Linked DNA regions of Homo sapiens: region 2 is linked to region 1. Evidence: chromatin contacts called from ENCODE Hi-C or POLR2A ChIA-PET data. All regions are on one chromosome and are shown on one strand. The core of a region is the stretch at or near the end of the contact, and the rest is flanking DNA. Distances in the headings are between cores, read along the strand shown. Region 1 overlaps EPM2AIP1 (EPM2A interacting protein 1). Region 2 overlaps LRRFIP2 (LRR binding FLII interacting protein 2).

What was found. A loop is a pair of places that touch in the nucleus more often than their neighbours do. ChIA-PET counts read pairs that join two places held with the same protein, here RNA polymerase II (POLR2A). Pooled maps may share reads with other maps.
Region 2: POLR2A ChIA-PET joins it to region 1 with 11 read pairs in A549. The contact joins two enhancer-like sites. A Hi-C loop is called at or near these places in 1 of 37 single-sample maps with no recorded cell type and 3 of 50 pooled maps. POLR2A ChIA-PET finds 5 or more read pairs at or near these places in 4 of 52 experiments (A549, CD8-positive, alpha-beta memory T cell, PC-9 and 1 more).

What each region holds. Positions count from the first base shown.
Region 1 is chr3:36,986,556-36,991,168 of GRCh38, reverse strand. EPM2AIP1 (EPM2A interacting protein 1) reads left to right here. Exons shown (of 1, transcript NM_014805.4): 1 at 1-4,613. Among named protein-coding and RNA genes, the nearest start is that of EPM2AIP1, 4.3 kb to the left of the region's middle. Within about 2 kb of position 2,713, at least 3 of the 41 ENCODE cell types and tissues checked have a DNase peak (open chromatin) inside an H3K27ac peak, as active enhancers do.
Region 2 is chr3:37,129,310-37,133,922 of GRCh38, reverse strand. All of the region lies in intron 2 of LRRFIP2 (LRR binding FLII interacting protein 2), which reads left to right. Among named protein-coding and RNA genes, the nearest start is that of LRRFIP2, 43 kb to the left of the region's middle. Within about 2 kb of position 2,527, at least 4 of the 41 ENCODE cell types and tissues checked have a DNase peak (open chromatin) inside an H3K27ac peak, as active enhancers do.

The DNA of each region.
Region 1 (4,613 bases), core at 1,464-3,963:
GGATTGTGAGAAAGTACCAAGTACCAGCCGTCCAAACTGATCACAATTAAAATTCTGACAGTTGCCTTTTTTTTCATCTCAAATGGCAGCATGGGACTGAAACATGAGAATGCCACCTTTTTTAAAACTTAGTTTAGTGACAAAGTCATTGTCTTTTATGATATAGTTAATTTTAAAGAGATTTAGTATTAATGTGAGTTGAATTTGCAGTCTGTTTTTTAGGTGTTCTGAAGATAAATGCCAAAAATTTCAGCTCTTATTTTAATGGAGTGTTAAAATTCTGATTCATATAGTCTTAAATTATCAACTCCTTAAATGTGCTTTTGAACCAATTTGCAGAAGCTCACATAGCAAGTTCATAAGTTTCCAAAAAGGAAGCCCATACATAACAGTGGAGGTGTTTTGTCTAACCATCAAAATGTTTGAGACTTTTTTTTAAACATTTCTGAGTTCGAAGGTAATACTGACAGATTTCTTCCCTCTTCCCTCCCCATCACCCACCTCAGTGATAACACATTACTGATAGAGGAAGTCATTAGAATCATTTTTAAGTTTCAGATATAGGAGACTTCATGCAATTTGGAGATAAGACTAATTATTGGGGGTTTTCCTTGGATTTTTTTTTTAATAACTGGGGGCTATTTTATCAGCTTGCCTATTAAAGGACTATGGTAAGTATAGAATCTTAATGGTTGCCAGTTAGTAATTCTTTTTTTTTTTTTTTTTACTGTAGACACAAGTTTGGCCCTATCAAAAACGATGAGGAAAAAAGATTGCACTCCAGGATTAGGAGGTGTGAGATATTTTAGCTTTTTTGTCTTATCTGCGTGGGTATTGCTGCTTTATTTTAAAAAATCCTGCCTAAAGTAAACACTTTGTTTTAAAATGATACAGTATCAGATTTTGTTAGATGCTAGAAATGGATTTATTCTAAAATTTGGAACTGTCGTACACATTCTATATGTAAGATAGCACACAAGTAGAAATATTTAAAAGCAGTCTTATTCACAGATTGCAGTAATTCTGTATTTCTACTAAGATAATCTGCTTTGTGCCAAAACAGTAATTTCCAAACTTCTGTTCACCATGAAAAGGCAATCTTAAAGTTCATTATGTAAAACTAATTATAAACAGGACCCAATTTATATTCATAGATCCTCTCAAGTATTATACAATTTAAAAACTCTTGTTCCAAAGTCCTGTCTTAACTATTGAAACACCTTAATCTGTGGTTACTAATCCAGCAAATTCAAGGAACCAGGCTATGACTAAGAATTTAGGTGGAATTGATGTCTGGGCAATTAAAATAAATGGCATAAGAGCTTAAAAACCAAAGTTGTGCCAGTGGCTTTCAACTAGAGGCAGTAACCTGTCATTCCAGAGGATGCTGAGAAATGTGTAGGGGCACTTTTTTGGTTGTCATATTTACTAGGGGCTTCTGTTGGCATTTAAGCCTAAAGACACTCACCCCTGCAGTGCATGGGACAGCCTGGCACAATGAAGAATTAGCCCTCCCAAAATGTAGATTATTTTATTTCAAGGGATAGGGCAGATTACCATTAGAAGCAAAATTAAAAGTACAAGCTGGGCAAACTGACAGAATACTAGATAGGAGAGACTAATTCCAACCTTCTAAATTTGGCTAGTAAAGTGCAATAAAGGCATTGATAAGTTCTGTTAGCTCACCATAGCACTTGTAAATCAGGAATTAATAATTGAATCAGATTTAAGGGCTCTGTCCTGTTATACATATTTAAGGCAGAAAAAAAGTTACATGTCGATTAGGTACTTATCAAGAATGGTCAAGCTGAGATTTTGGTTAATAGAGTAAGCTTACATATCTAGAGAAACAACATAGTGGAAAACCGAAAAAAAAAAACAGAAAAATCTACCGGTAATTTCCCAATAGCTTTGAATATTCACAGCAGAGCTTTATTACTTGAGAGAAAGACTGGAAGACCTGAAAGCCACTTCTGCTTTCTAACCCCAGTTCCTTAAATATTGAAATCTTGTACATTTTGTGAAATTCCAGTATGTTTTGCTTAAGGTGTTAATAAAATTAGTTTGCATCATGTAGTCATTGAGTGAGGGGGAGATATAAGCCAAGGATTTTAAATTGACCCTTAGCTATAGAGAATTTGCTATAAGCTAGTCTTGTTTGTAAAAAAAAAAAAAAAAAAAGAAAAAGAAAAAAGTGTATTTTACTGTTTTCTGTATTAAGTAATTCTGTAACTGCATGGCAGTCTTTTTTTTTTTAAATAAATATAGTTGTTACTGGTCCTGTTGTAGCAGTGAATATAGTTAAAATACGTACATTAAAAAAAAAATTATTAGGTCCTTACCAGTTACTGTCCTATAGCTCATTCCTACTAGTTTTCTTGACAGATTTGTATTCCCAGTGTCCCGTATTGCCACTCAAATTGCTCTACTATGCTAAGTCCTTGTTAATAGTCTTACCCTCCTTGAAACACTTGAACACTTGATGACTTTAGCTTTGAGGAGATACCATCTCCAGGTGTGCTTTCTTAGTCTTTGCAGGCACCTCTTCCCTTCAATATCTGTTCTTCGTATTTTTAAAAAAATTTGTTTTAGACTGCCTTGTTCTGTGTCAGCTCGCTAGCTGATCTCATTTCCTTCCATGGTTTCCTTACCATTTATATGCAAATGACTGTCAGATTCATATCTCCTTTCTAGATCTTCCCTAATTGATGTATCTAATTGCTAACAAATGCTCTTTGCTGTCTCAGGCACTACATGTCATTGATCTTGCCCCCAATCCTGCTCCTCCTCTCATGTTTCCTCTTTGACTAAATGGCATTACCACTACCAACCATTCATTTGTCCTTTTTACCAATTCTCCAATGCTGCCATTTTAATTCAGGCCATCAACCTACCTAAATTATAGCAACAGCCTCCTTATTAGTCTCCCTGTTTTTTATTTTTATTCCTTTCTACACTACAACCAAATTGCTCCAAAAGACTTACTGATCATGTCACTGCATTGCTTTCACCATTGCTCTTAGGGTACAATACAAATTTATCTTCATCTTTAAGGTCTCAGTATGCCACTTCATCTAGGAAACCTTCATTGATGCCCTCTAGATTAGGTGCCCTTACTATCCATTCCCTATACACCCTGTTCTTTCCCAGACATACACTTGGCACACTTTATTGTTACTGCTTATTGATCACTGCTAGACTGTAAGCTTTGTAAGGGCAGGGACCATATAAGCCTTGTTCACTGTTATATCTCTAGTGCTTAGCACAATGCCTGGCATTTCAATAAATGTTTGGACAAACGAATATTTGTGTAGTGTTTTACAATTTTTGAAGCTCTTTCACAGTCTTATTTGACCTTCACAGTCATTCTGCCTTAGACTGTCCATTGGGTAACTTTTATCCACATATTACTAATTGAAAAATGAAGACAAGTTCTTTGTAACTAGGGACCTCGTTGTATTCTCAGAATTTAGTGTAGTGCTTAGCATGTGACTTAAATATGTATTATGTGACTGTTAAACAAATTGTGGTTTTCTCTGTTGTATGAAAGGAGAGAAGGATAACAAATTGCGGTTTTCCCTGGTAAACACAGTAAGTAGTAAACTCAGGATTCAAAACCAAATATACACACCAAATCCACTATGTAATATTAAGTTTGCATATCCATGTATAGAATCTTATTTTTTTTTACCCTTTGTAAACAGTGTCATATATATATATATATTTTTTTTTTTTTTTTAAATTTCCAAAGGAACCTACATATAGAGGGAAAAGATTAGACAACTACTTAGTGAACTAAAACAATATGTTTTTACTAAATGTTACATTTAGTATTGGAAAAAGATAATGCCGCCTAAGAGTTAATAATCATTTTTCCTTTTGTAGGCATCAACACTAGGAGAAAATGGCATGCTATTTACTTGCTACTTTCCTTTACAGATGATTTTTGGCTCTTCTGGGATTTAAAAGTAAGTAAATTTAACAAAGTAGAAGACTGACTCAGCCCTTCTGGTCACTATATATTCAGTTCACTTGTTTTTACACCTGCAGAATGTCCTTATCACCCAAAGGGAGATGACCCAAAAGTGACATCTAGTTAATGTATACTTCTAAAGTTTGCTGTATTCCTTTGCCTTCTTGTTCCCATGCCTCTCTGAACTTAATTTCTGGGTAACTGAGGCTTTTCAGGCTTAGGTGGGAAAGCCACACCCTTAGTCTGTTTCCTTAAGCCATTTTGACCAATTTATGGGATTAACTAGTATAATCTTAGTTGGAGTTTTAGTCTGAGGCATATTAAGTCATTCAGAGATCTTAACAGTAGGTGTCATAGTCATCCAGTGATTTGGTGCTTGCTGCAAAACTGGCTTTTTTTTTTTTTTTTTTTTTTGAGGCGGGGTCTCACTTTGTCACCCAGGCTGGAGTGCAGAGGTACAATCTCAGCTCAATGCAATCTCTGCCTTCCTGGCTCAAGCAATTCTCCCACTGCAGCCTCCTAAGTAGCTGGGAATACAGGTATACACGAGTACACCCAGCTAATTTTTGTATTTTTATGTGGAGACAGGGTCTTGCTGTATTCCCCAGGCTAGTCTCGAATTCCTGGACTCAAGCAGTCC
Region 2 (4,613 bases), core at 1,278-3,777, 140 kb before region 1:
TTGGGGTCATATCAGCCGAAAGACTCTAAAAGTATTTAAATAATTTAGGCTTCTGAATACTTCTAATTTATATCTTATTCTGACTTTTAAATTAGCCAACTTCTTTTGGTAAAATATATGTAACATGAAATTTATCATGGTAACTATATTTAAGTATATAGTTTAGTGGCATTACATCCATTTGCATTGTCATGCAGCCATCACCACTATCCTTAAGAACTCTGTCATCATCCAGTACTGGAACTCTGTACTCATTAAATAGTGAGTCCCATTTCCCCCTACCCTCAGTCCCTGGCAACCACTATTGTGCTTTCTGTCTGTATGAATTTGACTATTTTAGGTTTCTCATTAAGTGGAAGTATACAATATTACTCCTTTCTGTCTGGCTTATTTCATTTAGTATAATGTCTTCAAGATTCATCCATGTTGCAGCATGTATCAAAATTTTCTTTTTAAGGCTGAATGATCCAAAGTATGTGTATACCATAATTTGTCTATCCATTCGTCCATTGATAGATATTTGGGTTGTTTCTGCATTTTGACTGTTGTGAATAATGCTGCTATGAACATTGGTATATAAATATATGTTGTCTCTGCTTTCCAGTTCTTTTGTATATGTACCCATAGGTGGAATTATTGGATCAAATGGTAATTGTGTGTTTTAGCCAACTTTATTTTGTTTTGTTTGTTTGTTTTCTGAGACAGAGTTTCACTCTGTTGCCCAGGCTGGAGTGCAGTGGTGCAATCTTGGCTCACTGTAACCTCTGCCTCCAGGGTTCAAGTGATTCTCATGCCTCAGCCTCTGGAGTAGCTGGGATTACAGGCATGCACCACCACGCCCAGCTAATTTTTTCCATTTTTAGTAGAGACGGGATTTCGCCATGTTGACCAGGCTGGTCTTGAACTCCTGGTCTCAAGTGATCTGCCCGCCTTGTCCTCCTAAAGTGCTGAGATTACAGGCGTGAGCCACCACGCCCAGCCTTTACTGTGAATTTAGTTAAATCTTGGTTGTCCTTTATTGTTATATCCCATTTATTTTGTATGTATGAGGTGTATATTAAAATGAATCTGTAGCAGCTCTTTATCTGATTGTATTCTGAGGTAAAAATGCTAGTGTTAACTACCTAGAAGTATGTTTTATGTACCCATAATTGTCTATTCAAAAATAATTTTAAAATATATCACAATAAGTTATAGAGCATATATTTCGTCTACTAGGTTGGAATCAGTGTTGGCTCCTTGCTACTCCTGCTTATCCATGTTGCTTCAAGCATCTAGTAATAATGTATAGAAAGAACCAGATAAAGTAGTTTTAAATCCTGTTTATTTCTTTTAAAGCATGTGGTTTTAATGGCCTCTCTTCAACACAGTCTCCAAGGGAGGTAACATCTGAGTTGGCTAAGTAACAAAGGGAAGGGTGTTTGTGTGTCTCTGAAGCCCATGTTCTTTCTGTTCCTTTCCTTTTTGTAGTTAAAAATGTCTTATTAAAGAATAGATTTTAATTATCTCTAAGTTGGGTTTTATGAAGGAAGTCTCATTTTAGTATATATAGATTGTACAGAATTGGCCACAGACAAATCTTAGAAGGATAAAATTAGCATTCTTGAATTAAATTTCTAAAGGAGGCTTCAGGTACAATTTAATATACATGTAAATGAAAATTCCTACACATTGATAGGGCTTTCTTAAAAAGGTTTGAAAGTTTTGATGCTTTGTGATTTTAAAATACATTTGCTATCTACTTAAGCTTAAAAGCCTTGAAGTGTTTCCTATTAAAAAAAAAAAACTCTAATAAGAAACTAGTGTCTACTCATAGAGGGGTGAAGAAGGCAGATAACTTGAAGCAGAGCATAGGTTTTGAAAAGACGGAGGCCAGTGTAAAATTCATGGGAGAAAACTAATTTCTCTAGATTGTTAGTGGTTACAGCTTACGGTTGGTAGATTACAATTTACTTTGCAGGGGTTTTTCTATTAAAAGACCAGTTACACAGACTGGGAAATTGCCACAATTGGAATAGTTGAGTAGCAGTTAACTATTTAACTCTCTCTGCTTCTTAGAAGCCTGCTGTGACTTTGCCAGGCAAAACTAATTTCTCCCTCCTACATGCTTCCTTCCCATAAGCATTGTGTCTCTGTATTCTTCAACTTTGTGAGCTGCTTTAGGGCAGAGATGTCATACTTTACTCTGTATTTTCAGCACCTAGCATAATTGCTTAATGTAGTAGATCCTTTTAAACATTGGTTGAGTTTATTCTTACTATGAGACTTGGGCACGAATATAACAACATGGGAAGACAACAACTATAGTTATCAGAGGGGATAGTCTGAATCAGAGTTAGGATGTGACCAAGGACAGAGGAAACCATTCCACTACCATATAGAAAGCAGACAGAAGATTTCTAAGTTTCATGTGGCACATTAAGCTATTTCCTTATCTCATTTCCTTGATACTGTGACCTATGCCCTGCAATTCATTTGTTTTTTTTTAGCAGACCTTGAGGCATAAAAGTTGTGGGGTGAGAGAAGCATGGAATTTTAATACAACATAATAAAGCCGCAATAGAGACATGGGTATAGAGCCTTACTTTATGAAAGAGGGACTGGGGAGAATCTTCATAGAAGGTAATATTTTACTGAATAAGAGAAAGGAGAACAGCTCCTGCCAAACAGTTTGTGAAGAGAGGCGTAACAGAACACAATAGAGTCCAGGAATGGAGAGAGATGGGATGCACCCAGTACACGTGGAGCAAGTAGAGTAGTCCCCACCCCTCCAATCCATGGGAGATACATTCCAAGCCCCCCAGCAGATGCCTGAAACTGTGGATAGTAGCAAACCTGATTGCCATCAATCAGAACACATTTCTATTCATGTTTTCCACCTACAAATGTAATGCCTTTTCCATCTTAACTATCATGCACTGTGGCTGTAACTTTTGCCGTTTGAGGTGCGGCAGCAAAACTAGCACAAATTTCTTTTTCCTTCTTCACAATTTCATGGATAGAAGATTTGTTCTTACCATAGATCTTAGCAACCTCAGTGCATGATTCTTTTTTCTATTAAGGTAGAACGTTCACCTTTTCACTTAAAGGAAGCACTGTGTGGCTTCTCTTTGGCATACCTGAATTGTCAGAATTACTCTTGCTCTTTGGGGCCATTATTAAATAAAATGAGGATTACTCCAACACAATCACTGTGATTTGATAACTGAGACAGCTAACAAATGGGTAGCATAGACAGGATGGATATACTCGACAAAGGGATGATTGACGTCCTGAGAGATTTTATCATACTACTCAGAATGGCGTACAATTTAAAACTTATGAATTGTTTATTTCTGGAATTTTCCACTTAATATTTTTGTACCTTGGTTAACCATGGGTAACTGAAACAACAGATAAGGGGGGAACTACTGGACTTGGAAGTAAGGTGGGGACCTGACTGTGAGGAGCCTTATTTCAGTTTTACCTTTCTTCTTTCTGTTCCTCCCTTTGTGCTGTTCTGTGGAATTTTTGCTTTAACCATAAGTAATAAGGAGTTGGTGGAGGATTTTATGCAGTGGAATGATGTGATCAGAAATAATACATTTTGAAAGGCTGATTTGTCCATCATATAACCATGTAGAAGATAAATTATAAGGCAGATTCTGGAAGTAGGCAGATGGATTTGGAGGTAACTGTAAGCAAGAGATGAAGAATTCCTATGGTATGATTCCATGTATATGAAATGTCCAGAATAGGCGAATGCATGGACACAGAAAGTAGATTAGTGGTTGCCAGGAGCTGGGAGAAAGGGTTAATGGGGAATGACTACTAATGGGTACCAGGTTTCATTTTGGGGTGTGAGAATGTTCTGGAATTAGTCATGATGATTGCACATCCTGTGAGTATACTAAAAACCACAGAATTGTATACATTTATTTATTTATTTTTGAGACAGCGTCTCACTCTGTCATCTAGGCTGCAGTGCAGTGGCATGATCTCAGCTCACTGCAGCCTCCACCTTCCAGGTTCGAGTAATTTTCCTGTCTCAGCCACCCAAGTAGCTGGGATTACAAGTGTGCACCACCACACCTGGCTATTTTTTTTATTTTTAGTAGAGACAGGGTTTCATCATGTTGCCTAAGCTGGTCTCAAACTCTTGGCCTCATATGATCCTCCTGCCTTGGCCTCCCAAAGTGCTGGGATTACAGGCCTGAGCCACTGCATCCAGTCGGAATTGTATACATTTAAATAGTGAATTTGATGATATGTGAATTCTGTCTCAATTTTAAAACAGAGGTGGGGAGTGGGGAGATGAAGAGTTCCTGAAATGAGCAGGAACAGTGAGAATAAAGAAAGCTGAGATGGGTTTGATAGAGACTCAGTGGTAGAGAATTGTCAGTACTTGGAGACTGATTATTGGCAGTGTCCAAAATGAAAGAGAGGTTGGCTCTGAAGTTTCTAGTTTATATGATTGAATCAATGGGGAAAAAATTCTGGAAAAAGAGTAAGTTTGGAGAGGCATATAACAAACTGTATGAAATGTGTTGAGTGTGTAATCAAACAAGAAGTTAAAGGTAAAGGCCCGGATTTGAGGAAAGACTTAGGAACTAGAGAAAGAAATGAGTTTATAA